Regions from separate parts of the Homo sapiens genome. Here region 1 is linked to region 2. A link is a loop called in an ENCODE intact Hi-C map of the cell type or tissue named here. Cell type or tissue: GM12878. All regions are shown on one strand. Links, peaks and the distances in the headings refer to the core of each region. The heading gives the core; the rest is flanking DNA.

What was found. A loop is a pair of places that touch in the nucleus more often than their neighbours do. Peaks named below come from ENCODE experiments on the same cell type or tissue, not always from the same donor. Only the 100,000 strongest peaks of a DNase experiment are listed, where the experiment ranks them.
Region 1: it touches region 2 in a loop (6-fold over the local background); 1 of 110 quality-filtered maps calls a loop at or near these places.

Annotation. Positions count from the first base shown.
Region 1 is chr6:12,108,236-12,124,070 of GRCh38, reverse strand. HIVEP1 (HIVEP zinc finger 1) reads right to left here. Exons shown (of 9, transcript NM_002114.4): 4 at 1-4,181. Among named protein-coding and RNA genes, the nearest start is that of HIVEP1, 100 kb to the right of the region's middle. RefSeq lists enhancers at 4,673-4,782, 4,793-4,902, 4,621-4,915, 4,933-4,982, 9,692-9,741. In GM12878, for the core only: no CTCF peak of the experiment used is centred there; DNase peaks (open chromatin) are centred at 7,584, 8,320 and 9,713; H3K4me3 peaks cover 2,328 bases; H3K27ac peaks cover 4,674 bases.
Region 2 is chr6:11,825,591-11,841,425 of GRCh38, reverse strand. No RefSeq gene overlaps it. Among named protein-coding and RNA genes, the nearest start is that of ADTRP, 55 kb to the right of the region's middle. RefSeq lists silencers at 3,097-3,279, 7,327-7,517, 7,365-7,594 and an enhancer at 6,805-7,104. In GM12878, for the core only: no CTCF peak of the experiment used is centred there; DNase peaks (open chromatin) are centred at 7,075 and 7,435; H3K4me3 peaks cover 746 bases; H3K27ac peaks cover 4,391 bases.

The DNA of each region.
Region 1 (15,835 bases), core at 5,279-10,278, 280 kb before region 2:
CCTTCTTTCTAAGAGAGGCACATGCCCAGTCACTCCCACTCGAGAAGGTGAAGATGGAGGCTGCAATTCAGTAAGTGGTGTTGTCTGGGGTGGGGTGATGCTTCCACAATCGAATGATTTGCTTCTGAGATCAGAGACCTCCATTGACGTTTGCGTGCAATTAATCTGTTCTGATGCAGTACGCCTCATTTCCCGGTGACATCCAGGAACATTCAGAGTATTCAAGCCAGCTGGAATCATAAGAAACTCGGCTTTATTTAGAAAATCGATTTTGGGGGAAGCCTCCGTTTTAGAAACGTCCTCTATGTCTAAAGAGGCTGAGAAACTTGAAGTGTGAGATAAACTGCTCTCCCTACTTAGACTCCTGGAGAGAGTGGAATCAAAGCTCGATTCTGTTGAGGAATGTTCTATCTCAGCCAGACGGAGCCTTTTCTTTTTGGGTGGCAGTTTCTCTGTTGGCAATTTTGACAAGGTTTCACTACGCTGGGGCCAACTGAACTTCTCTGACTTTTCTTGATCATGGCATTGAGCTTCCAGGTCTCGATCTGGTTCTTCTGTGACCAAAATCTCTGGAACTTGGATGTTGTGCTGCCGGACAAGTCTTGAGGGCTGTCCTAACACATGTCGTTCACTTGGACTCTTTCTGGAGCTTTCCTGAAGTTCTCCTCTGAGAGCGTCTGATAGTGCAAGCTGGTGAGGATGAGACCCGTCCCGAGAAGGGTGACTTTCCTCTTGGGAGATTCCTATCACTTTTAGAGACCCGGACTTCCCCGTTCTATTCAGCTCCTGGAAAGAAACTGGGGAGGCTCTTTCAAAAGGCTCAGGCTTGTCAAATGAGTTGGGCCTGCTCAGGGAGTTGGTGTGCTGGATGACAGAGATTCCAGTTCCGTGTCTCTGCAGTTCTATCTTGTCCTGGGCTGCTGAACTTATCTGTTGTTCCATGATGGTCGACAGCTTGGGATCCATGGTCTGCTCAGGGCCCCTGGCAACAAGGTGAATATGGGAGTTTTGCAACTGTATATTTTTATGCTGCTGGTCACTTCTTATGGTAACATTATGTTTAGGCAAACTGGGATTACAGCCCAGAGCATTCTGAAACTGAAGGCCTTCAGAACTTTTTGGAGATGTTCCACTTTCATTTTGCTGAAGTTCTTCATCATCCCCAACACTTTTCATTTTCCTCCTTTTTCTTATCTGGGGCGTCTGTTCCCAGATGCCGGAGGACCCAGCGACTCTGTAGTGTAGAATCTGAGGCTGCAGACCGCCGGGCACAGGGCTGTGCTCAGGTTCTCTCATGGCTACCTTTGTTTTTGGTCCATGTAACTCAGAACAGTAAAATTTCTTATGATTTTCAAAATTTTCCAGTTTCCTATACCTGTTTCTACAAGTTTCACACTCAAACATTGTCCCTCGCCCTTGATGAGACTTCTTTTTTTCTATATGTGGGCCTTGTGCCAGTGCCTTGCTCCTCACTGACATGGCTTCACCAGCAGCATGGCATCCTTGGTGGCTCTCATCCAGGGACTGTCCAGTACCAAGAACATGACTTTCATTTGCTGAAGAGTCTTCTATGGCTGCTTGTCTCACAAGTGTACGGGGATGCCCACTCTGGGGCACAGGAGCGTTAGGTCCCGATACAAAGACATCATCATAGAAAGCGCCAATTTTGTCATCAAATGACTGACTTCCTCTTAGTGGATGAGGAGGAGGTATTATATTTGCAGGTACTGCTGAATAACCTGTGGTCGGCATGGAATTACTTCTTGTGATAGGTAAACAGTCAAGTGAAGGTACAGACAGAAGAAACACTTGCTTTGATTTTTCAGTAGGGGTGAAAGGTGACTTCGGTATATCAGAGCTTGAACTTGTTCTCCGTCCCACTGGTTTTAAATCAAACTGGAAAGAATCTTTAAATATGTATGATTTGGGGGAATCAATGCTTCCTCGTCTTGACAGTGAGGTTCTCCGCGGCTTCACACTATCCAGTTGCTTGTCATCTACCAAAGCTTCATTGTCTGAGATAAGCTTCGATATCCGCTCCTCAAGTGTTTTTGTGGCCAAAGGTGGGCGCATCTGACCTGGTAAAAGCAATGCCTTTTCCCCTGTGGGCAAAGCAGAGGGTGTTGACGTGGTGACAAGAGCTGCAGAGGGTCCGTTACTCCTTCCAGAGTCTTGTTCTGTGCTGGGTAACCTTCTGGCAAAGGGAGTTGGTGGACTCACTGTTTGATCGGCACTTTCAGAACGTGAAAAGTAACCAGAATCCGTACTTCCTAAACTTCGAGGACTCAGGAGCTTTCCTTGCTGCTCTTGGGAGTAATCGGTAGCCTGCTGCCTTTGTAGCTGGGCGTGTACCGTTCCTACGTGAGAGTCTTGCTTTCCTTCCAGTGGATTCATGTCGCCTTTCTGGTGGGAATTCTCATTAGTCTCCAACCTGGAGACTCCACCCTGGGACATGTTGGCTGAAAGTGGCTGTACGTTTGTCACCTGAAGGTCCTTCTGCTTTTGTGCACTAGAAAGTTCAGGCTTGGGATCCATGGCCTTTGGACTGTCAGTTCTTAAGGGGGACACAGTGACATGGTGGACCACAACTTTCGGTAACTCTGTCACAGCTTGTGATTCTGCAGATCTGTCCTGTAGCAAAAAGTCACCTATCACATTTTCTGGACTGCTTGGAGTGAAGCTTGATTTTAGTAAAGTTTCAGCATTTGACATCCTCTTTATTATGTGCACAGGCTGCAGCTCCATGGCGCCCAGGTCATGCTGTCTCTCATCAGTGGCGCCTTCCTCCTCGCTCTCCCCACTGTCTTCTACGTCTGAATGAATACTAAGTGCTTTGGGGGACTCGTGGGACAAGAACAAGCCACCAGCATCTGGTTGCAAGACAAGACCCAGTTTGATAGTATGTGCGTGGGATTTCTTGTGCTTATACAGATTACTTTTAGTCTTAAATGAAAATCCACAAGTCACACAGGGATAGGGTCGCTCTCCAGTGTGGGAGCGGATATGCTTTAAAAGCACACTAGGCTTTGCACATGCTCTATTGCAATACTCACAAATATATTTTCCTTGTTTTTTTGGCTTCTGATCTTTCAGAAGAAGATTGCACATTTGCTCTACGCTTTGATTAACAACAGAGGCAACATGAGTTGAATTATAGATTGGCATGGGGGGCGACTGTGTAGAATTAGCCGGACTTATTGACAAAGGTGAAGCAGAATCCATTTGCTGGTTTTGAGGAGTAACCTGAGATCTACTGGAAGGTGAAGTTAGGCCTACAGATGATGTCACTGCTATATTATAAACCTGTTCAAGTTTGGCATTCTCTTGATTTTGCAGATTTGTCAGTGATCCTGTGAAACCTGAACACCCCGGAAGCTGTTGATTATGTTGGTTGGATTTGGGAACAAAGTGTTCATGTTGATGATACAAATGAGAAGCTGACTGCATTGCCCCTTGCTCATTCTTCTGAGCAGCAGACATATGGACTGTGTATGAGGTACAAGAAGACTGTGATTCAGCAACCAATTCCTGTGAAGTCTGATTTGGGGCATCCATTGAACTGTTTTTTAATTTGGGAGGGGAACGTGCAGTTTTATTTGGCCTCAGTTTTTCTGTCTTAATTGCACAAGGTGAGCCCTTTTGTGACAAGGTGCTCAGTTCTGGCTCCATTGCTTTCAGTAAGACATCGAATGCAGTGTTTGTATAGGAGGGGGACGTAGTGCCACAATGAGAAGAGATGCATTCGCTATTGTCAGTCCTGGTTTTACTTGACAAGGAACTTGAGTCACATTGTTCATCGAGGTCACTGAATTTGGCAGGATCAGCGCCTTCGGATCTCCATCTACGCAGTTCAGATGGTTGCTGCAGAAACAAGGGCTTCTTTGGGGAGACAGATTCTTCAGATTTTGAGGCTTCAGCAATTATTCCAGGTGTTTCTCCATTTTGTTTGGTAAACTGCTTCCCATTTTTTACAGGAATATAATTCTGTTTCTTGTGAGACTCCGAAGCACTATGAAGAACGGCGAAAGATGACTCTTCTGTATTTTGTTTATGTTTTGCCTGAAGAGGATTTCTCAGTGGGGATTTTGGTATTTTTTTCAGGTGATTCTCAGCTACGATCTTTTTGCGTTTCACACCTTTAAGGGATTCCGAAGTTCCTTTAACACCAGCCTGTAAGATTTCTGGAAAAAACAACAACAACAACAAACAATTGGTAACATTGTACATACACCAACTATAATTTTTTGAAAATTAAGATTACTATCATAAGGACATTATGACAAGTGAAGAAAGTATTTAAGGAAAGTCTATTTTTTAAATAAAATTGCACTTCTGCATTCCGGAAATTGAACAATGATGCCAATCAAAATCTATTGAAACACTCATTCAAAGACCTAAGTGTGCATTTCTAGAATGCTTATGTTCCTTTCTTGAATAATCAACATCCTGGAACTAGATCTTTCAAAACTGAATTATCTTTCCCCTTTTCACTATCATACTTAAACAGTGCTCCATGGGGTTAAAGAAACTGGTAACTAACAAGAAGTTTTGAGCTTGTCTTACAGCACTGCAGATAAAGAAACAGCTTGTTAGAACTCCCTCTGCTTGTAACAAAACTGGTTGACTGGTTGAAGCTGGTTGGAACTGGTATGGCTGATTGGGATCTGCACAGAATAGACTTCTTGCCAGATGAGGGACTTTCTGATATCAAAGCCAGTATTTTCACCACAGGTTTCACACCAACTCCCTCCGAATTTGCAAAGGCAACCCATGAGGAAGCACGAAGAGACAACTGTGCCTGCTCAAGGGACTTTCCAAACCTCCCCTCCCTTTCCAACAATCATTAACCAACCCCAAAACTCCTCCTCCAGCATCTCCTCCTTTTATATACTGCTTTAAGCTGGTAAGGGAAGACAGAATTGAGCCCATCTCCTGCATGGCTGCCTTGCCATTAATCTTTCTCTCTATAAAAATCCAGTGATTCAGTGTTTGGCTTTTCATTGTGTGCAGACAAATGGACCTAGATTGGCTTGGTAGCAATACCTGAGGACTCTGTCTACACAACAGTCTGAGAAGGCTGGCCAAAAAGAAGAAAATTCAACCCTTTAATGCTGAGTATTTGACTGTCTTATCTCATTAAGGTTCTTTTAAAACAAACTTTTCAGCAAATTTCTAAGTATGCAAAACTGATATTTTCAGGAGAAAAGGGGCTGCTAATATAATTTCTAGAGCAGACCATAGTCAGGACAGCCATGAAGTATTGCTGATGTAGCAATTATATCAATGAACAGAAAATTATGAAACTAAAATAATCCACTTATTTGTGGTTTCTTACCAACAAAATTAAAAAGTCATAAGGTTGTAATGGGCCTTGGTTTAAAAAAAATCACCACTTTAACTCAACAAAATATTCAATGGCTATGTTTCTTTGTCATTAGCAATAGGTAGGGCAGGTAGGCAGGTAGGGAGATAGGCAGAAAGAAGGTAAAACTTATTGCAAGAGAAATGAAATCACCTTAATTTCTAGTTGTGTTGGAAATAAATCAGTATTTAAGTGACAGTGCCCACAATCTATCAACTACTGTATTTTTGAGCAATAATTACTTGCCATGATTTACTTTGGTTTCCATTTGTTGGATTGTTGGGCATATGAACAAAAAATATTCAATCGTATATTACTCTATTTGTAGAAAGCCAACTACTTAATTCTCCACTATTTTCAAATAGCTGTTGCAACGTACATATTTGAAATTCATATTAGACCAAAATGTCTACACTGTAATAACTACTTATTGAGAATAAAATTTACATTAGAAATATTCTAGTAATATTGTGACATCAGTTTATATGCTCTCATATCATAGTTTAATGAAAAAAATGCATACTATTCCATTAAAGATATATTTACCCACCATAATAAAAAAAAAAACAAAAGGGGGTCTCATAACTAAAATATTTGAGCTAAAGAACAATAGAAAAAAGTATCAGTATTATTCACTTTTACAAAATGTTGAACAAACATTTTTTTATTCTCCAATCCACTCACTCATGAAATGATGTTTTCCCACTGGTTTTCCCTTATTAAGATGAATGTAAGAAAGTCAGTGATGCACTTTTTGACTCTCATTAACTCTATCAGGCAAGTAGGCAAAGTGAAAAATGATGCTCATCAACCTGGGCTGAGTAGTCTCTCTATCCACTTCCAAAAGCTAGATGTGGGTATCATAAAGGTGAAAGCCAGGAGGCTATTAAAATAAATACAAAAACAGAGATGAGAAACCACTTGGATGAGAAGCTAGCAGAGCTGAAACACCATGGACTTAAAAATAATCTACCCATGTCAGGCCCCATCCAGGACCTATTCAACCAGAGTCTTGGACAGGGTAGGTATGCCTGTTTTGCTCTGCTTCACAAACATTTTAAGATAAACTTTTATTTTTAGATAAAGTTATGTTATTCAAAATTAAATAATGTCTTATACTCCAAAGAAAAATGCAAAATTTCAACCCAGAAATACTGTATGTGATTTAAACAACAACAACAAAAACTGTAACCTTGTACTTAAAAGAAAATGACATTGAAGTTAAGATAAAGGAATTGCTAAACTTAAGATCCATATTTCTTTATAAGAGAAACTATTTTCTATAAATCTACTGGGAGTTAAGAATTGGAAAAACACATATGTTAAATGGAACTTTTGAACTACACGTTTTGATTTTACATATAGATGACCTCCTCTCTCATTTGTCAAAGCTTATAACACTTACATTTTATCTGTATCGTTGTTTATACTTAGTTATCTATTTAATTTTAACACTTGACTGGTGCTATTCCCTTCAAAACTTTGCATACTCCCTTGTTTTCTGGCAATTTGGTTTACACCTCAGAAAACTTTTCTTCTATGATATCTTCATATACGTTTTCTGGTCAACTTTTTTTGGAATAAAGTTCTTTTATTTAGGGAAAAGGTTTTTACCTTTTGTTTTCTCTACAATTTTCTAAAGCTTTTCTCTTATGTTGACAACTGAATTGTCACACCATTAAATTCTTTACTGTTTCATATTTATTCATTAGTTTTGGACTGATAGTATTTTGTTCTCATTTTATTCCCTTAGTTCCATATTTCCCATTTCATCTCATTTTATTGTCTCATATTAAGTTTGAACTCTTGCTTAAATACATTTATGATCTTTAGTTCTGCACTTAAAAACACTTGTGTTTCTGGAGTAATATTTCCTTTAAGGCAGAATTTGGGCCTGTCTTCCACATTCTCAAGGCTCTTCTACTGCCTGAGATCATGGGGAATGGTGATCTCACTCAGCACTCAGCTGAGAACATACTCCTGACAGTCTTTTTTGAGTTGTGTTCATTCTTCTGGATTTTGTTGGATCTTCTTTCTTTAACAGGTTCACTGTCCTTGTTCAAGGGATAAAGCCCACTCTACCACTGGTGCTTGGGAGGGGAGGAGGTAGTGAGATGACCCTGGACCTTGGATCAGTCTAAATTCAAGGACTTTTTTTTTTATTGTAAGGAGGGGAGAGGCTAGTGGAGGGGATGTGAGAGATGCAAACAGAAGGACGATGGCAGGCATATGTGAGAAGAATACTGCACTATCATTTTAGAGGTGGAAGTGAAAGCAAGGTGCCTGCCTCTCCATACATTTTTCACTCTCCACCCCTTGATTCTCAAGATCTGGGGCTGAACAGCTCAGAGTGGGCAGCTAAACCATCAGGCTAGGAATTATAGACAAATACCTTCTCTCGAGAACCAAGGCCCTAGAGTGGAAGGCAGCAGACCCTTGGGTTTTCAGATAATGAAATACCTGGAATAGTTTTTTAAACTTACCCTCATCTTGATTAATTTTAAATCTATCTATTAAAGAGTGACTGGAGTTATTTTCTCTTGTCCTCTTATCTATAGAAAAGAGCACAATCATCAAACCTTGTGGCTATATCTACAACATAGTCAAGAGGATGCATAGACCATAGTGCTTCAAAGCAGAAATAAAATTGGTATGAAGAGAAGGAGGAGACAGCTGTTCACCATTAGCACTTGTGCTTTTCCATCATTTTAAAGGCAATTTGTTGTTAAGGTGAATTAAATATAAAATACATTAGAGGACACAAAGAGAAAGACCAAGCAGTAGAAGGCAGCCCAAGGATTCACATGGAGCTTATGCAATGTGATCACTCCCCACCAACCCCACCAACCAGCACCCCCCGCGAGCCTCTGCCTCAGAGGAAGTACACTGGCTTCTATTCACCACCCTGATTCCAGAAATGTTGTCATTTTGCATGTTTGTTTTTACCATTACTAAGTTTAGACATACTTGGTGTACACCAGCATTGAAACACAACCCTCTCTCCTTACACAGGGAGAACTTACAGTCAGATTGGGAAGGGAAGAGAAAGATTCAAAATAGGAGTCAGGCAGCCACTGAAAACTGTATTCTCCCACTTGTCAGTGTGCTACCGGTAATGACTGAAAATCAAGCAGAAACTCTGAGGTATCAACACATCAAAAATCCAAACACGACTTCATATAACAGATACAAAGCACACTCAGGAGAGGGACCAAAATCAGCAGCACTGCCCCTGTCAGACCACTGACCTGGGCTTCGAAAGGAAAGCCAGCACTCTTCATCAGTTAGGGAGTCAAGAACAGCTTAGAAAGACCACAGGGGCCACTTTGTTAAAAAAAAAAAAAAAAAAAAAAAAAAAGAATAGTTGGGGAAGTATAAGTTAAGATTCCTGTGTTCTATGTGAAGTCACTGACACTTTATTTTCCAAGGCACAAATCTATTTATTAGGGCTTCTATGTTTCTTTGAAGAAGAGCACCAACGAGTTTGAAATATCACTGTCAGCTGTTTTTCAGGATTACTTCTAGAGAGTAACAGATTAAAAGCAAACAGATTAAAAGGCTCAAGAGTGCATCTTAGTTGCCAATAAAGTGTGGTAAAGCATATTCTTATGGTAAGTAGTAGGGATGATAAACCACAGCTCAGAGTGTGCTTAAAATCCTGTCTTGATTGAAGGTGAACCTCCAAATAAATCTCTTTTCAGATTTACTCAGAGACATGTCAGCTGAAAAACTTCAGATCTCTTTTGGGCCTTAGGAACATAAGTAGTACCTGTTTTCTAACAATTGAGATCATGCTCGGCCAGAAGGTCAAGAGATCAGACCAGGAGGCCATTCAGAAGGCTTTTTTCAGTAGTTTGTGCAAGAGTTAAAATGCTACCCTGAACTCAGGCATCAATCTCAAACTCAATATACATGCACAGAATTGTAAACTGTAGCTGGAAATTCAGGACAAGAAATTTTCAATAGGAAATGGTTAGGCTAATTATGGCACAGCCACTTAACATAACATTATACATCCATTTAAAATAATTACAAAGATTACACAGCAATATGAAAATTATGATACATTAAGTGTACGTGCACATTCTTTTTTTTTCCCTCTAGAGAGAGGTCTGGGCTAGAGGCACAGATCTGGGAATATGCGGTGAGAGCTGTTTTTGTAAAAGGACATAAATGATAAGCCAAAGAGAATATGCTGTGGAGAGGGGAGGTCTGACATGAGAAGGATGGGTAATCCCTACACTTAGGGGTGAGCTAGAAACAAAAAGAAACAAGGGGAAATCAGAAAGATGAGACAAAACATGTGATAGTGGAACAGCCAGGAAGTGGGGGTTTAGAAACTTTTAAAAAGGAAGATGTGGCCAATAGTGTTGAATATCACATTCAGATACACAGATGAAAATTAACAAGAGGTCCCTGGGCTTGGTGGTCACTGGGACTAGGAAGACATCATTATCTCTGAAAGCAGTGTCAGCGGGGTTCTGGAGGTAAAAACCCTATCATATACCAGTAAGGAGTGAAGGAGGGCATGAGGACGCGCAGGGCCCGCAAATACAGGCGCTCTCCTGGGGATATGGCTGTAAAGTAAAAGAGAAAGACAAGACGTCAGAGTCAGGGGAAAGGAGGGCAAGGGAAGTCTTCTTTAGGATATGGGAGGGTTGAGTGTGTTTATAAACAGGTAGTGAAAGTTGGCAGAGAGAACCAGAATAAAGATACAAGACAGAAAAATTAATTAAATAAAACAAATTTAAAAATTAATTAAACAAATTAAACAAATAATGTGTGATAAACAGGTATACTCAAGAAGCTACCACATAGATGTGGGAACAACTGGTGAAGATGGAGGTAAGGAAATGCCTGGGAGAAGTTTCGTGGCAGCAGCACATCTGACTAAAGCCTACAGAGACAGGCAGAGAGGGACAAGTCCTTTCCAGTTAGGGAACAGCATGACAAGGTGAGCAGGAAAATGCATAAGACTCACCTAAGAGCAGGAAGCCAACCTTGCTGTTCATCTATTAGTAGAGTGGGAGATAGGATGGAAAAGGTATTCTACAACCAGGTTACTCTAGGCCTTGAACACAAAGCAGAAGAGACTGGAATTCACTTAGCAAGCAAAAGGAAGCTACATTCAGATCATCACCAAGTTCTTCCCATTCCTCATGCAATGTAATTCAAGCATCTTAACATGGCCAAAAGACTGCAGGGACATCTGACTCACAACTCTCCAACCTCCCTCTACACCATTTCCCCTGACTCACTCCGCTTCAGCCTGCGGTAAACTTTCTCCTCCTCGAACTGCCCCATCTCGTTGCTGCCCCTGGGATTTGTACTTGCCATCTCCTCAGCATGAAAAGCCCTCCCTACACCCAACTCTCAAGATGACAGGGTCATTTTCAACCTTCAACTCACCGCACCAGTGTTACCTCTGGGCTGTTCCTCCACTCTACCTAAGGTCGGTGTCCCTGTCCTGCCCACCCCACCCTTCTTTACAGTCATAATCTAGAATGCCCTGTTTGCCTGTTTACATGTGTATCTTCTGCCTTTGAATTAGGATGGGCTGAGGGAGTCCACACTCACTTACAGGCTCTTTAACATGGGCCCGCACCAGGTGCTCACATGAGGGGCAGGACGAGGCCAGAGAAGTGCCCCAAGCGTGTAAGCAGAGTGGACAGGCATGAAGCCAACTCTCCCTGAGAGCTTCCTCCCCCTGAGCAAAGCCTTGGGCTTTAAGCTGATAGGGAAAGGGCAGCAGATGTCACCACAGGGACAGACAGAAACACCCTGCAGCCGGGAGAAGAACAGAGGAGGACACCCTCTACCCCAGGGGAGGCAGGAAACTGTCCTGAGACCAAAATCCCACACCAATAAAATTTCAGTCCCTTGCCATGGGGGAGGGGCTGGAAACACAGGGACCGCCAAGACTGAGGCTGGACCAGGAGATGGAGCAACCCTCCCCTCCCCACCCCATCCAGAAGCCCAGCCCTGTGGGGGAAGCAGCAGCAGCCCACTGCTAGGGGGGCGGTGAGGAGGTGGGCAGGGACTCCCCCAGCCTATGGCGCAGGAGGCTGCAAGCTGAGCAGGGGCACTAGCACTGAGAAAAGCCCCCAGAGTCCCAGTCCCCGCCATAAGCACAAGGAACCGGCAGGAAAAGGAAGAATAAACAGGGTAGTAGAAATACATGAAAAAAATAATGGCCAAGAATTTTCCCCAAATAATGAAAACAACAAACCATACATCCAAAAAGCCTAAATAACCCATAACTAGGATGATTAAGAATATGATACGAAAGAATAAGCATAAAGAATAAAAAAAATACTGAGAAAAAGAAGAAAAGGGAGAAAAAGAATTTAGACAATATATTCAAACTGCTGAAAACCAAAGATAAAGAGAAAATCCTGAAAGCAGCCAGAGGGTAGAAAAACATTACACACAGAGAATAAAAGATAAAAATTAAAGCAGACTTCTCAACGGAAACCATGGTGTGATATTTTTACACTACTGAAAGAAAAAAAAATTGTCCAACCCAGAATTTCATATTGAGAAATAATTTAGCTTTCAAAAATGAAGGCCATAGCAAGATTTTTTTCAGAAAAACAAAAGCTGAGAGAATTCGTTGTCTTCAGGCCTATACTGAAATGTTAAAACTTAAATGTGGATCTATACATATAAATGAAGAGCTCTGAAAATGACAATAATAAAATTATAAAAAGAACTTTAAGAATTTTATCACTTCAAAATTTCACCGTTTAAAAGATAATACAGTGTAAAGTTGTACTGTCCAATATGGCAGCATGGTGGGTGAAATAATGGCCCTATAAAATGGCCACACCCCAACCTCTGGAACCTGTAAATGTTTCTGAATGTGGCAAAGGGGACGCTGCAAATGTGATATGGTTACGTATTTTGAGATGGGGAGATTATCCTCGGTTACTGCAGGACTCTTTCAAATTTAATTACACAATCCCATAACAATGGAGAATCTCTTAGGGCTGAAGTCAGAGGTATTGAACAACTGAAGAGGCAGGAGAGAGACAGGAAATGAGACCTGACCTGCCATTGCTGGCTTTCAAGACGGAGAAAGAGAGCTCCCGTCCAAAGAACATGGTAGCCTCTAAAAGCTGGGAATGGACTTCAGCTGACAGCTCACAAGAACATGATGACTACAGCTACAGGACTAAATTCTGCCAGTAACCTGAATAAGCAGGAAAACAGAATTTCCCCTGGAGCCTCCAGAAGACAGACCTGCTGACATCATCATTATAGCCAGGTCCTGTGTCAGGCTTCTGACCTACAGAACCACAAGACAGTAAGTACTGTGTCAACTGCTAAGTTTGTAGGAATTTGTTACGCAGCAAAAGAAAATGAATACAGGTATACCTTGCTTTGTTGAGCTTCGCAGATACTGTGCTTTTTGCATTAAGGGTTTGTGGCAACTCTGCATGGAGCAAGTCTGTCTTGGCACCATTTCTCCAAACATATGCACTCACTTCTGGTGTGTGACATATTTTTTCTAATTCTTGCAATACTTCAAACTTTTGCATTATTATTATATCTGTCATGGTGATCTTTGATCAGTGATCTTTGTTTTTACTGTTGTAATTATTTTGGGGCTGCATTAATTGTGCCCATGTAACACAGTAAACTTAATAAATGTTGTGTGTGTGTTCTCACTGCTCCATCAACTGGCCATTCCCGTCTCTCTGCCTCTCCTTGGACCTGCCTATTACCCAAGACACAACAATGTTAAAATTATGCCAGTTAATAAGCCTACAAGGGCCTCTAAGTGTTCAAGTGAAAGGAAGAGTTGCATGTCTCTAGCTTTAAGCCAAAAGCTAGAAATGATTAAGCTTACTGAAGAAGGCGTGTTGAAAGCTGAGATAGGCTGAAGGCTAGGATGCTTGTACCAGCCAGTAAGCCAAGTTGTGAATGCAAAGGCAAAGTTATTGAAGGAAATTAAAAGTGCTACTCCAGGAAACACCTGAACGACAAAAAAGCACAACAGTCTTATTGCTGATATGAAGAAAATTTTAGTGGTTTGGACAGAAGATGAAACCAGCCACAACATCCCTTAAGCCAAAGCCTAACCCAGAGAAAGGCCCTAACTCTCTTCAATGCTATGAAGGCTGAAACAAGTGAGGAAGCTGCAGAAGAAAGGCTGACAGCTAGCAGAGGTTGGCTCAAGAGATTTAAGGAAAGAGGCCATCTCCATGACATAAAAGGGCAAGGTGAAGCAGCAGGTGTTAATGTAGAAGCTGCAGCAAGTTATCCAGAAGATTTTGCTAAGATAACTGAGGAAGGTGGCTACAGAAAACAACAGATTTTCTATGTAGATAAACCAGCCTTCTATTGGAAGAAGATGCCATCCAGGGCTTTCATACTAGAGAGAAGTCAATGCCTGGCTTCAAAGCTTCAAAGGACAGGCTGACTCTCTTGCTAAGGGCTAATACAGCTGGTGGCTTTAAGTTGAAGCAAACGCTCATCTACTATTCTGAAAATCCATAAGACCCTTAAGAATCATGCTAAATCTACTCTGCCTGTGCTGTACAGATGGAACAACAAAGCCTGGATGACAGCACATCTGTTTATAGCATGGTTTACTGAATATTTTAAGCCCAATATTGAGAGTGACTACTCAGAAAAAATAGATTTCTTTTAAAATATCACTGCTCATTGAATAAACCTTGTCATTCAAGAGCTCTGATGGAGATGTATAAGAAGATGAATGTTGTTTTCATGCCTGGTAATACAATGTCCATTTTTCAGCCCACGGATCAAGGAGTAATTTTTACTTTCAAGGCTTACTATTTAAGAAATTCATTTCATAAGGTGATAGCTGTCATAGACAGTGATTCCTCTGATGGAGCTGGGCAAAGCAAATTGAAAGCCTTCTTGAAAGGATTCACTATTCTAAATGCCATTAAAAGCATTCATGATTGATGAGAGGAGGTCAAAATGGCAACATTAACAGGAGTTTGGAAGAAGCAGATTCCAGTCCTCAAGGATGACTTTGAGGGATTCAAGACTTCAGTGGAGGAAGTCCCCGCAGATGTGGTGGAAACAGCAAGAGAAGCAGAACTAAAGTGGAGCTTGAAGATGTGACTGAATTGCTGCAATCTCACGATAAGGCTTGAATGGATAAGGAGATGCTTCTATGGACGAGCAAAGAAAGTGGTTTCTTGAGATGAAATCTATTTCTGGTGAAGATGCTGTAAACGCTGCTGAAATGACAACAAAGGATTTAGAGTACTACATAAACACAATTGATAAAGCAGTGGCAGACTTTGAGAGGACTGACTCCAATTTTGAAAGAAGTTTTACTCTGGGTGAAATGCTATCAAACACCATCCTATGCTACAGAGAAATCTTTCATGAAAGTAAAAGTCAAGGTGGCAAACTTCACTGCTTTAAGAAATGGCGGCCGGGCCCTGTGGCTCACGCCTGTAATCCCAGCACTTTGGGAGGCTGAGGCGGGCGGAACACGAGGTCAGGAGATTGAGACCATCCTGGCTAACATGGTGAAATCCCGTCTCTACTAACAAAAAATTTAAAAAAATTTAAAAAATTAGCCGGGCGTGGTGGCAGGCGCCTGTAGTCCCAGGTACTCGGGAGGCTGAGGCAGGAGAATGGCGTGAACCTGGGAGGCGGAGCTTGCAGTAAGCCAAGATCGCGCCGCTGCACTCCAGCCTGGGCGACAGAGCGAGAGTCTGTCTCAAAAAAAAGTAAAAATAAAAATAAAAAATAAAAAGAAATGGCAATGAGAGGTGACAGCATGCTGGCAGTCCTGAGAGCCCTCGCTCCCTCTCGGCGCCTCCTCTGCCTGGGCTCCCACTTTGGCGGCACCTGAGGAGCCCTTCAGCCCACCGCTGCACTGTGGGAGCCCCTTTCTGGGCTGGCCAAGGCCAGAGCCGGCTCCCTCAGCTTGCAGGGAGGTGTGGAGGGAGAGGCGCGAGCGGGAACCGGGGGTGCGCGCGGCGCTTGCAGGCCAGCTGGAGCTCCGGGTGGGCGTGGGCTTGGCGGGCCCCGCACTCGGAGCAGCCGGCCGGCCCTGCTGGCCCCGGGCAATGAGGGGCTTAGCACCCAGGCCAGCGGCTGCAGAGGGTGTACTGGGTCCCCCAGCAGTGCCAGCCCACCAGCGCTGCGCTCGATTTCTCGCCGGGCATTAGCTGCCTTCCTGCGGGGCAGGGCTCGGGACCTGCAGCCCGCCATGCCTGAGCCTCCCACCCCCTCCGTGGGCTCCTGCGCAGCCCAAGCCTCCCCGATGAGCGCCGCCCCCTGCTCCATGGCGCCCAGTCCCATTGACCACCCAAGGGCTGAAGAGTGCGGGCGCAGTGCACGGGACTGGCAGGCAGCTCCACCTGCAGTCCTGGTGCAGGATCTACTGGGTGAAGCCAGCTGGGCTCCTGAGTCTGGTGGGGACGCGGAGAATCTTTATGTCTAGCTCAGGGATTGTAAATACACCAATCGGCACTCTGT
Region 2 (15,835 bases), core at 4,429-9,428:
CACGTCATCTGCAAACAGAAACAATTTGACTTCCTCTCTACCTATTTGAATACCCTTTATTTCCTTCTCTTGCCTGATTGCCCTGGCCAGAATTTCCAATACTATGCAGAATACGAGTGGTGAGAGGGGGCATCCTTGTCTTGTGCCAGTTTTTAAAGGGACTACTTCCAGCTTTTGCCCACTCAGTATGATATTGGCTTTGGGTTTGTCATAAATAGCTCTTATTATTTTGAGATATGTTCCATCAATTCCTAGTTTATTGACAGTTTTTAGCATGAAGGGGTGTTGAATTTTATCAAAGGCCTTTTCTGCATCTATTGAGATAATCATATGGTTTTTGTGATTGGTTCTGTTTATGTGATGGATTACATTTATTGATTTGCATATGTTGAACCAGCCTTGCACCCTAGGGATGAAGCTGACTTGATTGTAGTGGATAAGCTTTTTGATGTGCTGCTGGATTTGGTTTGCCAGTATTTTATTGAGGATTTTCACATCTATGTTCATCAGGGACGTTGGCTTGAAATTTTCTTTTTTTTGTTGTGTCTCTGCCAGGTTTTGGTATCAGCATGTTGCTGGCCTCATAAAATGAGTTAGGGAGGAGTGCCTCTTTTTCTATTGTGTGGAATACTTTCAGAAGGAATGGTACCAGCTCCTCTTTGTACCTCTGGTAGAATTCGGCTGTGAATCTGTCTGGTCCTGGACTTTTTTTGGTTGGTAGGCTATTAATTACTGCCTCAATTTCAGAACTTGTTATTGGTCTATTCAGGGATTCGACTTCTTCCTGGTTTAGTCTTGGGAGCGTGTATGTGTCCAGCAATTTATCCATTTCTTCTAGATTTTGTAGTTTATTTGCATAGAGGTGTTTATAGTATTCTCTGATGGTAGTTTGTATTTCTGTGGGATCAGTGGTGATATCCCCTTTATCATTTTTTATTGTGTCTATTTGATTCTTCTCTCTTTTCTTCTAGTCTGGCTAGCTGTCTATTTATTTTGTTAATTTTTTCAAAAAAACAGCTCCTGGATTCATTAATTTTTGAAGGGTTTTTCATGTCTCTATCTCCTTCACTTCTGCTCTGATCTTAGTTATTTCTTGTCTTCTGAAACTTTTGAATTTGTTTGCCTAGTTCTTTTAATTGTGATGTTAGAGTGTTGATTTTAGATCTTTCCCACTTTCTCCCGTGGGCACTTAGTGCTATAAATTTCCCTCTAAACTCTGCTTTAGCTGTGTCCCAGAGATTCTGGTATGTTGTGTCTTTGTTCTCATTGATTTCAAAGGACTTATTTATTTCTGCCTTAATTTCGTTATTTACCCAGTAGTCATTCAGGAGCAGGTTGTTCAATTTCCATGTAGTTGTGTGGTTTTAGTGAGTTTCTTAATCCTGAGTTCTAATTTGATTGCACTGTGGTCTGAGAGACTGTTTTTATAATTTCCATTCTTTTGCATTTGCTGAGGAGTGTTTTACTTCCAATTATGTGGTCAGTCTTAAAATAAGTGTGATGTGGTGCTGAGAAAAATGTATATTCTGTTGATTTGGGGTGGAGAGTTCTGTAGATGCCTATTAGGTCCGCTTAGTCCAGAGCTGAGTTCAAGTCCTGAATGTCCTTTTTAATTTTCTGTCTCGTTGATCTGCCTAATATTGACAGTGGGGTGTTAAAGTCTCCCACTATTATTGTGTGGGAGTCTAAGTCTCTTTGTAGGTCTCGAAGAACTTGGTTTATGAATCTGGGTGCTCCTGTATTGGATGCCTATATATTTAGGATAGTTACCTCTTCTTGTTGCATTGATTCCTTTTCCATTATGTAATGCTTTTCTTTGTCTTTTTGAACTTTGTTGGTTTAAAGTCTCTTTTATCAGAGACTAGGATTGCAACCCATGCTTTTTTTTTTTTTTTTTTTTGCTTTCCATTTGCTTGGTAAATATTCCTCTATCCCTTTATTTTGAGCCTGTATATGTCTTTGCATGTGAAATGTGTCTCCTGAATACAGCACACCAACAGGTCTTGACTCTTTATCCAATTTGCCAGTCTGTGTCTTTTAATTGGGGCATTTAAGCCATTTATATTTAAGGATAATATTGTTATGTGTGAATTTGATCCTGTCATTATGAGGCTAGCTGGTTATTTTGCCCATTAGTTAATGCAGTTTCTTCATAGTGTTGATGGTCTTTACAATTTGTCATGTTTTGGCAGTGGCTAGTACCGGTTTTTCCTTTCCATATTTAGTGCTTCCTTCAGGAGCTCTTGTAAGGCAGGCCTGGTGGTGACAAAATCTCTCAACATTTGCTTGTCTGTAAAGGACTTTATTTCTCCTTTGCTTATGAAGCTTAGTTTGGCTGGATATGAAATTGTGGATTGACAATTCTTTTCTTTAAGAATGTTGAATATTGGCCCCCAATCTCTTCTGGCTTGTAGGATTTCTACAGAGAAATCTGCTGTTAGTCTGATGGGCTTCCTTTTGTGGGTAACCTGACCTTTCTCTCTGGCTGCCCTTAACATTTTTTCCTTCATTTCAACCCTGGTGAATCTGAAGATTATGTGTCTTGGGGTTGTTCTTCTCAAGGAGTATCTTTGTGGTGTTCTCTGTATTTCCTGAATTTGAATGTTGGCCTGTCTTGCTAGATTGGGGAAGTTCTCCTGGATAATATCCTGAAGAGTGTTTTCCAACTTGGTTGCATTCTCCCCATCACTTTCAGGTACACTAGGCAAACGTAGATTTGGTCTTTTCACATATTTCCATATTTCTTGGAGGCTTTGTTCATTCCTTTTCATTCTTTTTTCTCTAATATTGTCTTCATGCTTTATTTCATTAAGTTGATCTTCAATCTCTTATATCTTTTTTTCTGCTTGATCGATTTGGCTATTGATACTTGTGTATGCTTCACAAAGTTCTCATGCTATGTTTTTCAGCTCCATCAGGTCAGGTATGTTCCTCTCTAAACTGGCTATTCTAGTTAGCAATTTGTATAACCTTTTCTCAAGGTTCTTAGCTTCCTTGCATTGGGTTAGAACATGCTCCTTTAGCTTGGAGGAGTTGGTTATTATCCACCTTCTGAAGCCTACTTCTGTCAATTCATCAAACTCACTCTCCGTCCAGTTTTGTTCCCTTGCTGGCGAGGAGTTGTGATCCTTTGGAGGAGAAGAGGCATTCTGGTTTTTGGAATTTTCAGCCTTTTTGCGCTAGTTTCACCCCATCTTTGTGGATTTATCTACCTTTGGTCTTTGATGCTGGTGACATTCGGATGGGGTCTCTGAGTGGACGTCCTTTTTGTTCATGTTGATACTATTCCTTTCTGTTTGTTAGTTTTCCTTCTAACAGTCAGAGCCCTCTGCTGCAGGTCCGCTTGAGTGTGCTGGAGGTCCACTCCAGACCCTGTTTGCCTGGAAATCACTGGCAGAGGCTGCAGAACAGCAAAGACTGCTGCCTGTTCCTTCCTGTAGAAGCTTCATCCCAGGGGGCACCTGCCAGATGCCAGCCCAAGCTCTCCTGTATGAGGTGTCTGTCAACCCCTGCTGGGAGGTGTCTACCAGTCAGGAGGCACAGGGGTCAGGGACCCACTTGAGGAGGCAGTCTGTCCCTTAGCAGAGCTTGAGCACTGTGCTGGGAGATCTGCTGCTCTATTCAGAGCTGGCAGGCAGAAACATTTAAGTCTGCTGAAGCTGCGCCCACAGCTGCCCCTCCCACCAGGTGCTCTGTCCCAGGGAGATGGGAGTTTTATCTATATGTCCCTGATTGGGGCTGCTGCCTTTCTTTCAGAGATGCCCTGCCCAGAGAGGAGGAATCTAGAGGGGCAGTCTGGCTACAGTGACTTTGGCTTTGCCAAGCTGTGGTGTGCTCCACCCTGTTCGAACATCCCAGCAGCTTTGTTCACACTGTGAGAGGAAAACTGCCTACTCAACCCTCAGTAATGGCGGACACCCCTCCCCCACCAAGCTCGAGCATCCCAGGTCAACTTCAGACTGCTGTGCTGGCAGCAAGAATTTCAAGCCAGTGGATCTTAACTTTCTGGGCTCCATGAGCGTGGGATCTGCTGAGCTAGACCACTTGGCTCCCTGGTTTCAGCCCCCTTTCCAGGGGAGTGAACAGTTCTGTCTTGCTGGTGTTGCAGGGACCACTGAGGTATGAAAAAAATTCATGCAGCTAGCTCAGTGTCCACCCAAACAGCTGCCCAGTTTTGTGCTTGAAACGCAGGACCCTGGTGGTGCAGGCACCCAGGGGAATCTCCTGATCTGTGGGTTATGAAGACCATGGGAAAAGCATAGTATCTGGGCTCAAATGCACCATTCCTCACAGCACAGGCCCTCATGGTTTCCCCTGGCTAGGGGAGGGAGTTCCCCAACCCCTTGCACTTCCTGGGTGAGGTAACACCCCACCCCCCTTTGGCTTGCCCTCCATGGGCTGCACCCACTGTCTAACAAGTCCCAATGAGATGAACCAGGTACCTCAGTTGGAAATGCAGAAATCACCTGCCTTCTGTATTAATCTTGCTGGGAGCTTCAGACCAGAGCTGTTCCTATTTGACCATTTTGCCCAGGTCCCCTCAGCTGTGCAGGTTTTGATGCCACCACTTAGGAGACTGATGTCTTCCAGCTTCCAATATTCCAATATGGCTGGTTCAGTTAAGAAGAAACTGATGGGGGACCAGGCACAGTGCCTTGCGCCTGTAATTCCAGCACTTTGGGAGGCCGAGGTGAGTGGATCACTTGAGGTCAGGAGTTTGAGACCAGCCTGACCAACATGGTGCAACCCCATCTGTACTAAAAATACAAAAAATTAGCCTGGCGTGGTGGAGAGAGCCTGTAGTCCCAGCTACTTGGGAGGCTGAGGCTGGAGAATCACTTGAACCTGGGAGGCAGGGGTTGCAGTGAGCTGAAATTGTGCCACTGCACTCCAGCCTGGGTGACATAGTGAGACTCCATCAAAAAACAAACAAACAAACAAAAAAAAAAACTGATGGGGAAAAGAGAGAAAGTGTTGAATAGAGAGTGGAATAACCTAGACTGAGCCTCAGTCCTGCCTTAACCAGCTATATTTCTCTGGAGAATTCACTCAACTTTTCTGAGCTTCACCTTCCTCCAGAAGAGGAGAATTTGGTGGTCTTTATCAATTTAAAAATGTATATCAACATGCTTTCTAAGGCCTATATTAACCCTTTCAAGCTGAGGGATTATATTCTAAATCTAAGGTCCAAAAATCCAGTTTTGCTTGGTTCTGTCCAAAGGATGTCTCATTGCCTATCTATTTTTCAGTGAAACAATTTCTTTATCACTGACCATGGCTGCTCCTGTAACTTTCTTGAAAATCTGATGCAAGGATCCTGGTCAGATGAATGATAAACATGTGTTCTGTGTTGTCACCCACAGGCAATGAAGAATGGGCTGATAACCAACCTGAGATGCTCAATAGACATCTTATTGTATCAGGATCAGAATCCTTAGATCCATTGCACATGGCAAATTTAATGAACCTCGCCAAGGGGGTAATGTGAAAACATTAAAGGAAATAATAATTCTAAATCAGATAAGTATACTTTGTCATGCAAACTTTCCTTGTTATCAAGCTTTAAAAAACATAACCCCAATAGGGCCAAATTACAATGACAACTTCTCTCAGGCATATAATTATAAAAAATTAAAGGCACTTAAGAGGTCATTTAATCCAAACCCTACACTTCAGAGACGAGGAAATTGAGGCTCAGATGGGATAAACTATCTGGCCAAGAACTCACAGTTGCTTGGAGACAGACTAAGACCAGAATTCTGATTTTCTGATTCCAAGGCTCATGGGCTCTCTGTTTCACCTTGCTATCTACCCTAGATTTTAGCTGTGTTCTTTAAGCTGTACATTTCCAGAATGACCCTTGCCACTCTTGGGGTCTGTTCTGGTTCCTCACCTACAACCAAGATTACCACCACAGCTTCACTGACTTTGTGAGTGCCTCTCTTGCTTGGAGGGCCTCTGTTCCTAGCCTCTGGAAATCCCATCTCCTTTGATCTCTGTTTTCTTCATGGCCTAGCATTGTCCCTGCATCCAACCAAATGCAATCTGGGTTTGACACAAAGGAGGATTGTTGAAGAACCAGTTAGGAGACTTGTTTCCTCACCACACATTATTTTTGTGTTTTCATGCATCTCTCGGGATTTGAATGTCATTGCTGTGGAACAAATGCTACAGCCATCAGGGAAGCCACCAAGGCCAGAGACAGACCTCAGTGCCAATTGGATAACGCCTTTAGTGGAATTGGGGTCTGAGCCAAACCCTTTCATGTTTCCTGCTCTTAAAAGGGCATGCTGAAAGACAGGAGGGAAAGGTGGCCAGTCTAGCAACCCCAGGCTTCAGGACTGGCTTTCTCCTCTTGCCAGTGAGCAGTCAAACTACAAGAAGAAAAAAATTCATGCTGCCCCACCCCTTTTTTTAATGTCCAAAGAACATCAATTTTAATTTAAATGATTTCTGGAAAATGAATTGTCATTTTTTCTGAGAGAAAGGAAACACGGTCATGTTTGCATTCTCTTAAGAAGATGCAACAGCAAATACTTTTGGTACATACATTACAGGAAAAAAGTCAATAAAAAACAAGAAGAGCAAGATAAATGGATGATCATATTGATCTAAATAGAACAAAGACAGTTCCAAACCCATAATCTCTAAAAATCATTACACACACACAAGCATGCACCTATCTTTAGGAGTTTTTACCAATCGATAAGCAAAAACATGTATTAAATACCTATGTGTATATAAAAGGCACTGAGCTAGCAGCTTTTTTCTGATACCTGAATTCCAAAATTCAAGGGGTCTTATTACTAGCTAAAGGTAGTACTACCTAAGCAAGAAAAGAAAGAAGGCAGTATTGTATCCCATGCATACTCTGATACAATGTTCTTCAAGACCAGGTCACCCACCTGTTGGTTATTTTAAGAAGGGGAATTCTGGCGGCAGCTGGGACTCTGCCATAAATAACTTAGACGTCAACGTTCTAACACTGAAACCTTCTTGTCACATCTTTCTAAATGAATTTTGGAGGTATCTCAGGCAACTGGTCTGTCCAGAGCCATAGAAAACGGCAGAATCATGCTTATGTTCATGACCATTTTCTTTTTATCTGCCCTCTCCACCTGCAAGCTGGCTGTGGGCTTCGAAGAACTTTCCTTAGTGCGAAGGGCTGAAGAACAGCAACAGCACACAATCATCATTGTTACTATCTCAGGCTATTGACATCAACTCAGTCAAATAATTAAACCCACTCATATTTCAAAAGCTTCTAGTAACTATCATGGCCATTAATTTTAACCTCAAAATTCCACTCTCGGCATTTGAAGTTCTGCCAGAGTTCCTGATTACTTTGAATATTTGTCTCCTCCAAATCTCGTGTTGAAATTTGATCCCTTGTTGGAGGTGGGGCCTGGTGAGAGGTGTTTGGGTCACGGGGGCGGATCCCTCATGAATGGCTTGGTATCCACTTGTGGTAATGCAGGAGTTTTTGCTCTATTTGCTTACCTGAGAGTTGGTTGTTTGAAAGGGCCTGGTACCTCTCCCCTCTCTCTCTTGCTCCCTTCCTCTTGCTAAGTGATGCCTGCTCTCCTTCATCTTCTGTTGTGAATGGAAGCTCCCTGCAGCCCTCACCAGAAGCAGATGTTGCCACCTTGCTTTTTGTACAGCCTGCAGAACTGTGAGCCAACTAAGCCTCTTTTCTTTATAAATGACCCATTCCTCAGGTGTTCCTTTATAGCAAATGCACTGAGATAACGCCCAACCTCCCTGTGACTATGCTTCTGACCCACTGCAGCTTCACTGGCTCCTTCCTCACTCTGATTCTTCACCTGATTCACTGCTTCCTATTCTAATGGCTTTCCTGTTACCAAGAAGAGCTCAGTATCCACCTGTCTCCCCAAAGGCCTCCCTCTCATGCGAACTGAAAAAATCTTGGCTGGGCGCAGTGGCTCATGCCTGTAATCCCAGTACTTTGGGAGGCTGAGGCAGGCAGATCATGAGGTCAAGAGATTGAGACCATCCTGGCCGACATGGTGAAACCCTGTCTCTACCAAAAATACAAAAATTAGACAGGTGTGGTGGCACACACCTACAGTCCCAGCTACTCGGGAGGCTGAGGCAGGAGAATCGCTTGAACCTGGGAGGCAGAGGTTGCAGTGAGTCAAGATTGTGCCACTGCACTCCAGCCTGGTGACAGAGCAAGACTCCGTCTCAAAAAAAAAAAAAAAAACTTGACCTAAGAAGTGTACTATACATCCATGTGACACATATGTCTATGTGTGCAAGTGTTTTCTACATCATGGTCATTTGTAGGGAGGCTCACCTGCCCAGAGGTAAATAAAATTCAAGTTATTCAAAACCATGACATTAATGAATTCAACCTTAAAACTAGCATTAAAAATAACAACAAACACTCATGTTCAAGTGGGAACTTGAGCCACTGTCTTAATGTTTCTTCCAAAACTCAGCAAAAACAGGTTCTTTAAAGTTGATTTGAATATCTTTTGTTTATTTTGTTTATCGCTTGATTGGGACTAGAACATTTTTGTTGCTGTGCCCTTTTTTTCTCAGTATGTGTCAATGCACAACAATTCAGTTGGCTTTGACTGGCACTGGCATTTTCTCCCAATATGGGCATTTGCAAATAGGAAGAACAAACCGCATACATGTATATGTACATACCTTTACATATAAGCTCAAGCACAACTAAAACCCTACTTTTGTGAATGAGATTTAATCACTATATATCACATCTTAAATAAGAATTGTATAATCTTTAAAACATCCTAGTACTGAGTCTCATACTTAGAAGGTATTCAATAAATGTTTGCTGTAGCAACCACAGAAGATTTAGCTCACAAAAAGTCTAAGTGATTATCAATATAGCAGACCTTAGTGGGAACCCTTACTTATTATTTGATTTCCAAATATGAAATACATTCAACATCACCTTTGTTTTCTTCCATGGATTTCAAGAAGGTCTTAAGGGCTTTGGAGTTTCAGAGCCCCCCTTTTCTTAAATTGCTTTTCTTCTATGCTGTATATTAACCTATGGTTTTAAAAGATACTAAGCATATCCAAATAATCATCTGATTTTATAAGAAGAGAGTTGTGTTCATGGAAGTGTTTTTCCTACTACCAGTGAAAAGGAAGAATTTTCTGATAATTGTCTGGCTATCTGAGGGTCAGTGGAACAGATTAACTGACATCGACATCTCACATGTCCTCAACAGGAATACTTCTGAGCTGGTGTCCTTCACCCTTTCTAGGAACAAACAACTAATTTTCAAAGCTAGCTTTAAGTAATATTGATACGGAAGTGCTGGGAAGAGAAGAGTGTGGTCGCTATAAATGACAGGGAAGTGGGGGAAGAGAAGTGCTGGGTAGAGGAAGGGCGTGGCCCCTGGCTAGGGCTCCACCCCCACAGACCTAGGTGAGGACAGGCACTTCTGCCTTCGCGCCCAAATGTTGCATTTTCCAAGACCACACTGACCTGCCACGCCCCCATCCTGGGCCTATAAACACCCGAGACCCTAGCAAGACAGAGACAGAAGCAGCTGGAGGTCCAAAAGAGCACATCGCGGCGGAGGAACGCACTGGCCCCAGCTCTGGCGTGCCGATAGGCCACTGACCAGCAGAACGACGTGGAGTTTGCCGGGGCAGTCTGAGGAGAGCCAGGGCCGGTGGCGGACTCCAGGGGAAAACCATCTCCCTTCTGGCTCCCCCATCTGCTGAGAACTCCCCGATAAAACCTGTGCACTCACTCCATTCTTCAAGCCCACGTGTGATCCGATTCTTCCAGTCCACTAAGGCTAGAAACCTCAGGATACAGAAATTCCTCTGTCCTTGCGACAAGGTAGAGGGTCTAATTGACCTAACACAAGCTGCCTGTGGACGGCAAACTAAAAGAGCACCCTGCAACATACTCCCACTGGGGCTTCAGGAGCTGTAAACATTCACCCCTAGACACAGGCCGTGGGGTCGGAGCCCCACAGCCTGCCCGTCTGTGTGGTCCCCTAGAGATTTGAGCAGCGGGGCGCTGAAGACGCCAGCCACTCCCCTGTCGTATACCCTGCTAGTCGGACAAGGGAATCTTTCCTGTTTCAGTATTTAACAATGATAGTCATTCTTTGGGCAGAAGTTTTGATGCTGCTTTGCTTCAACTAGTTTAAGTAGATCTATTCCTTGGTTATCTAAAGAACCTGGTACTCCTCTCTCTTGCTCTCTTCCTCTTGCTGTGTGATGCCTACTCTCCTTCGCCTTCTGTGAGTGGAAGCTCCCGGCAGCCCTCACCAGAAGCAGATGCTGGTGCCATGCTCCTTGTACAGCCTGCGGAACTGTGAGCCAAATAAGCCTCTTTTCTTTATAAATAAGCCTCTTCCTTTATAAAGATCAAGATTCATGAAGCAATAAGAGTAATTTATGTTAGTTTAGTTTGAACATTTATGACGCAGCCAACTAAGAATCTCATGAAAATATATATCATGGAACTGAGCACCATGTTCCTGGTCTTGTTCTTCCTAATGTTTCTTCCAGACACAGACACATATGTTGTTGGGTTTCTGCAGGAGTCACTTGCAGAAGAGGAGAGCTCCCAAGGAGGGACTGAGCATCAAAGGTGGGTAAAATGTAACTACCACTGCCAGATCGGCTGCATGCATTTAACAGCTCCTAGTAGCGCTGTGAGAGTCATGTAGGCACTGCAAATCCAAAGAAGGCTCTGGGGACTCTGACCACATCCCTCTGTGACATTCTGCCACATGTAGGCGCTGGGTAGGCAGGCACATCTCCAGTCAAGGACCTCCATGAAGAAGAGGTCCTTGTTCCTTGCATCTTCCAGGACAAGAGATCTCTAGTGGGACCAGAGCAAAAGGATGCTCAATTCCATATAATTAAAAAGTCAATTGAATGAAATATCTGGATCACTAACTCACACTCCTATACCATGGATTCTACTGGATGATACAAGGACAGTGTGTTGTCTGTCTTGTCCAGAACGGTATTCCTAGCAGGCAGTCCAATGCCTGCTGCAGAGTAGGCATTCAGGAAATAGATTTCAACTGAGCAAATTGCATGAGCTGTTGGGGTAGGGGTAAAGAAACTGCGGTATCTTGTTTCCACAACTGCTGACGTTGGTTCACAGCTGTCAGGTGCTTCAGCTCCAAGGTCAGCCCTGAAGGGCAGCTGGTAAAGGCAGTAGCATTCACCCAGCCTTAGGCCTAATCTTTAATTATTCCCTTTAAGCCTGTTGCTGAATGGAGCTCCTGAAAGCACTTCTGCAGACATCAGTGGTGTTAGAATTGCCCAGTGCTTTCTGCTAAGGCTAGCGTTTCTTGGCTAACACTGTACTTGGTGTAACTTGGCTTGGATGCATGGTTGATCCCTAATGTGATAACATGGTTAAATGGTGGCTCACGTTTTCTTTTCACCTTAACAAGACTGAGGACTCTTGGGAGTTTACTATTCTGTAAGTTTGCTAAAGTTCGTTGATTTTTCTTCTCTCTTCCTGACCACATTAATTTGGAATAGAAGATATTTGCTTATTCACAACACTCAAGTCAGACTAAATATTCACTTTTGAGTGTGTATGTGAGTTTACTATCAGTCAAAATTCTTAAAAAATGAAAAAAAGTCAAAATGTGCCCTTACCGTAAGTATGTAGACAAATAATTTATTAGAGAAATACCATGGAAAATCTATCTAGTAGTTAAACCAGAGAATAAAAATCAGAAAATTATTTACTTCATTTGCACATACTAAAGTAGCTGGTTATCTTTGACAAATCAGTTAACCTCTCTGCAACTTGGATTTGTTACAGAGGTGATCAACAGTTTAATCACTCTGAGTTAGTAGACTGAGAATACCTTCTGCCCACCTGAGGGCTTTCCTTTGAAGAGATGCCATTGTTTTATATCCCAACTTATCGGGTTTCTATGTTTGATTGGTGGGAAGACAGTGCGTTGCACAATGCCTGGTCCATAACAGATGCTCAAGGAATATTTGTTGACTCAATTAACGAATGATTGAGGTGCTCAATATGCCTGAGAAATTTTCCTTTATTCTAGACAGGGTTTCGGAGTTTGTTCTATTCAAGCAAACAAGCTTGCTCTGAATTCTGTGGGTAGGAAAAAATGTCAGCCCGACAGCTTTTTCTCCCCCCCTCCTCCGTGAATGAGAAAAACAAAACAAAACAAAACATTTGAAGTAGTATAAAGAGGCAAATATAGACACCAAACACTATTAAATACAATTCAATTGTTCTTAATTGAGCTCAATCAAATTGTTTCTCACTTTGAAAGCTGGAGTATACGTCTTCCTTGCTTGGCAGGCACTTTTAACACTTCAGAAGAAATTACTGGATTGACAGAAAGAAGCTCAGAGAAACGCATATGGAAATTAAATAATTGAACACCATCATATCCAATTGATTTAAAGAAACTAAGTTCCTATTCTTTCTCCTGCTAGGCTAATTTACTATTCCAATTGACTGCAATGTGGCATTCAGCAAATATCAAATAGCTGCATGTGTCAGGGGCTTCCTTGTCCTCCACATTGACCTTGGATTAACCCTTCACCTCTTACTCCACAGCTAATTAAATCCTGTGGCAGTTCGGTGAGACATTCTTCGCTGAAATATTTAGTGAGGGTCTTAAATTCCTTCATACTTGTCGCAACCACTATGTCTACCTCCCACAGTACATCTGCTTTAGTGTCACAATATTTTGTCAAAAAACTGCAGGACTGCCATGGTAACATCATAAACCCGTCTCTCGCCCAATTCTTCAAGCAGTTTATAAGAATCCAGCTGTAAAAATTGGCCATAGGCTGCATGAACTGGTTGTTTTATGTGTGGTAGTTAACCTCTTTTCCCTTTTTTCTTCACCACTCCCACTCCAAAACCACTCATTTAAAAATATTTACAAAGTCATTTAACATTTATTTAGCCGTCAAATAGGAAATTGGAGTTGAGCTCAAGTTGACTTTTCTTACTATTATACTGCTTTCTGAGGTCAAAATTGTCACCTTTTTTTTTTCTCTTTGCCATCTGGGTGAGTTCAGCTGAAATCAGAAGTTCATTTTTATCCCTCTTTCATTTCCTCTTTTGTGGAAGTCTTCACTTCTCTAAGTGCCTTTTAAATTCAGTGGTAGCCCCATATACAGAAAACATACATAGGTATTTGTGGGAAAAGGGACAGAGATGGGAGGGACAAATCATTCTAGCACAGGAATCACCTTCATTTTCCTGGATCACATTTAACTGCACTTGAAATAGGTGAAACTGTTCCTTTTACCTTTTTCTTCAAAGAAAAGTCACATAAGGTATCTGTATCCCCATCATTCTTACTGGTTAGAGGTTTTCCCTTTGCACTGATTTGGGCACATATCTGGAAATCCCATTTGTCCCTATCCTAAGGCTTTAGATAAGGTGGGGCGAGGTTCCCTCACACATACTGGGTGAAGCTAACACAAGGGAACTCTGTCACCTAAGGAGAGGGAGATTTCTAAGTTTTGTGGAGTTTTTTTTTTTGGTTTTTGTTTTACCTTCTTTTACTTTTTATTTTTTTATAGAGATGGGGTCTTGCTGTGTTGCCCGGACTGGTCTTGAATTCCTAGACTCAAGTGATCTTCCTGCCTTGGCCTCCCAAAAAGCTGGGATGACAGGCATGAGCCACGGATCCTGGCCCGTTTTGTTCTTAAGTAAAATTAAACTTGTTAGACAAAAAGAAAGAAACAAAAAATCCAAGAAATCAACCAATATCTCCTGGAACTATTTTGAGTTAGAGCCATGGAAAGAATATAAATACATCAGCGCGGACGAGGCTTCAAGATGCCCGACAAGAGGCGCCCAGCACTGGCCTCCTCCACAAAGAACCAAAACCGCGAGTAGAAAAACGCACGTTGAATAGAGCCTGTCGGAGACCACACTAGAATTCAGCAGGAAAGTGACAAGGGACCCTGGGGGCAGGGAAGGAGAGGGCAGCAAAGCAGCCAGGCAGCCAGGATTGGCTGGGGGAGAAGGTAAGTGAGAGGCCCCAGTGGTCCACACAAGCACAGCGGACTCCTACATTCCTAGGCGCAGAAGAGCCCCTTGGCCTTTGGGGGCTCTGAGACTAGTACAGACAGCCATCTGCAGTAGGCATTGTTCCAAAGATGGGTTCACACTGGGTCCTACACACCCCTGGGACCCAAGCAGTGGCAGTGCAGTGGCATTTGGGGAGCCCATCCCCCGCCAGATTACACCCTGCCTTGGGGCCTAACCACCCCCGCACCCCACATGCCTGGAGTACCACTGACATACCCCATATCCACCCGGGGGTGCTACAGAACTACCACAGGATCCTGCAATCCCACCACTGGGTATTTATCGAAAGGAAAGGAAATCAGTACATCAAAGGGATACCTACACCTTGTTTCTTTCTTTCTTTTGTTAGACGGGTCTCACTGTGTCGCCCAGGCTGGCGTTCAGTGGTGCGATCACAGCTCACTGCAGCCTTGAACTCCTGGGCTCAAGTGATCCTCCCTTGTCAGCCTCCTGAGTAGCTGGGGCCACAGAGGCATGTCACTACAACTGGCTATTTTTTTTGTTTTTTGTAGAGATGGAATCTGTCTACGTTGCCCTGGCTGATCTCAAGCATTATCATTATCTATGTTGCTCTGGTCCTGGCCTCAAGCAATCCTCCTGCCTCAGCCCCCAAAGTGCTGGGATTACAGGTATGAGCCTGGCAGAATTTGGATATTTACTAAAGCGCTATTCACAATAGCCAAGATACAGAATCAACCTAAGTGTCCACAGACAGATGAGTGGATAAAGAAAATGTGGTAAATATACACAATGGAGTACCATTCAGCCACAAAAAAAGAATGAAATCCTGTCATTTGCAGCAACATGGGTAGAACCAGAGGTCATTATGTTAAGTGAAATAAACCCGGCACAGAAAGACAAATATCCAATATTCTCACTCACATGTGGGAGCTCTAGAAGTTGATCTCATGGAGGTAGAAATTAGAATGATAGTTACCAGAGGCTGGCAAGGGTGTGTTTTAGGGGGATGAAGAGAGTTTGGTTAATAGATTAAAAATGTATATATATATATATATATATATATTTAGATAAAAGAATAAGTTTCAGTGTTCCATAGCATAATAGGGTGGCTGTAGTTAACAATAATTTATTGTAGATTTCAAAATAGCTAGAAGAGAAGATTTGAAATTGTTACCAACACAAATAAATGATAATGTTTGAGGTGATGGAAATCTTAAATACTGTGATTTGATCGTTACACATTGTATACGTATATAAAAAAGTCACATGTACCCCCCCAAATAGGTACAAATATCATGCATTATTTAAAAATTATGTAAGTCCAGTTATGTTCATTTATATAACATTTAAGAGGTTAGATGTCCTTGAGCACAATTTAGTTGGAGGGTTTGATACAATAATCACTTAGGCTAATTTACCTCAGGACGAACATGGAATGCATATAATTAAATAGTTCCTGGTGAAAGAAGCTTGAATGGCCAGAATTGCATATCTAAATAAAAAATGGAGTTAGGCTGCCTTGGGACAAACATGGGCAGGGTCTGTTCTGAGGTTGGCCAGCTAGCTAAGGCTTATGTCCAAGACGCACAGGAGGGATTCTGATTGTAATGAACAGGGCTGGTCCAGGCACAATCATGACATTGATGAGGTTGAGGAGCTTGTATCTGGGACCCTCCCATCCTCCATTTTCCCCGCCTCTCCACTCACTAGCACTATACTTGATTCCCGGTGTAGCCACTTAACACACCCATTCTTTATGAATGATTGAATTTTACCCCTTTCATTTTTTTTTGAAAA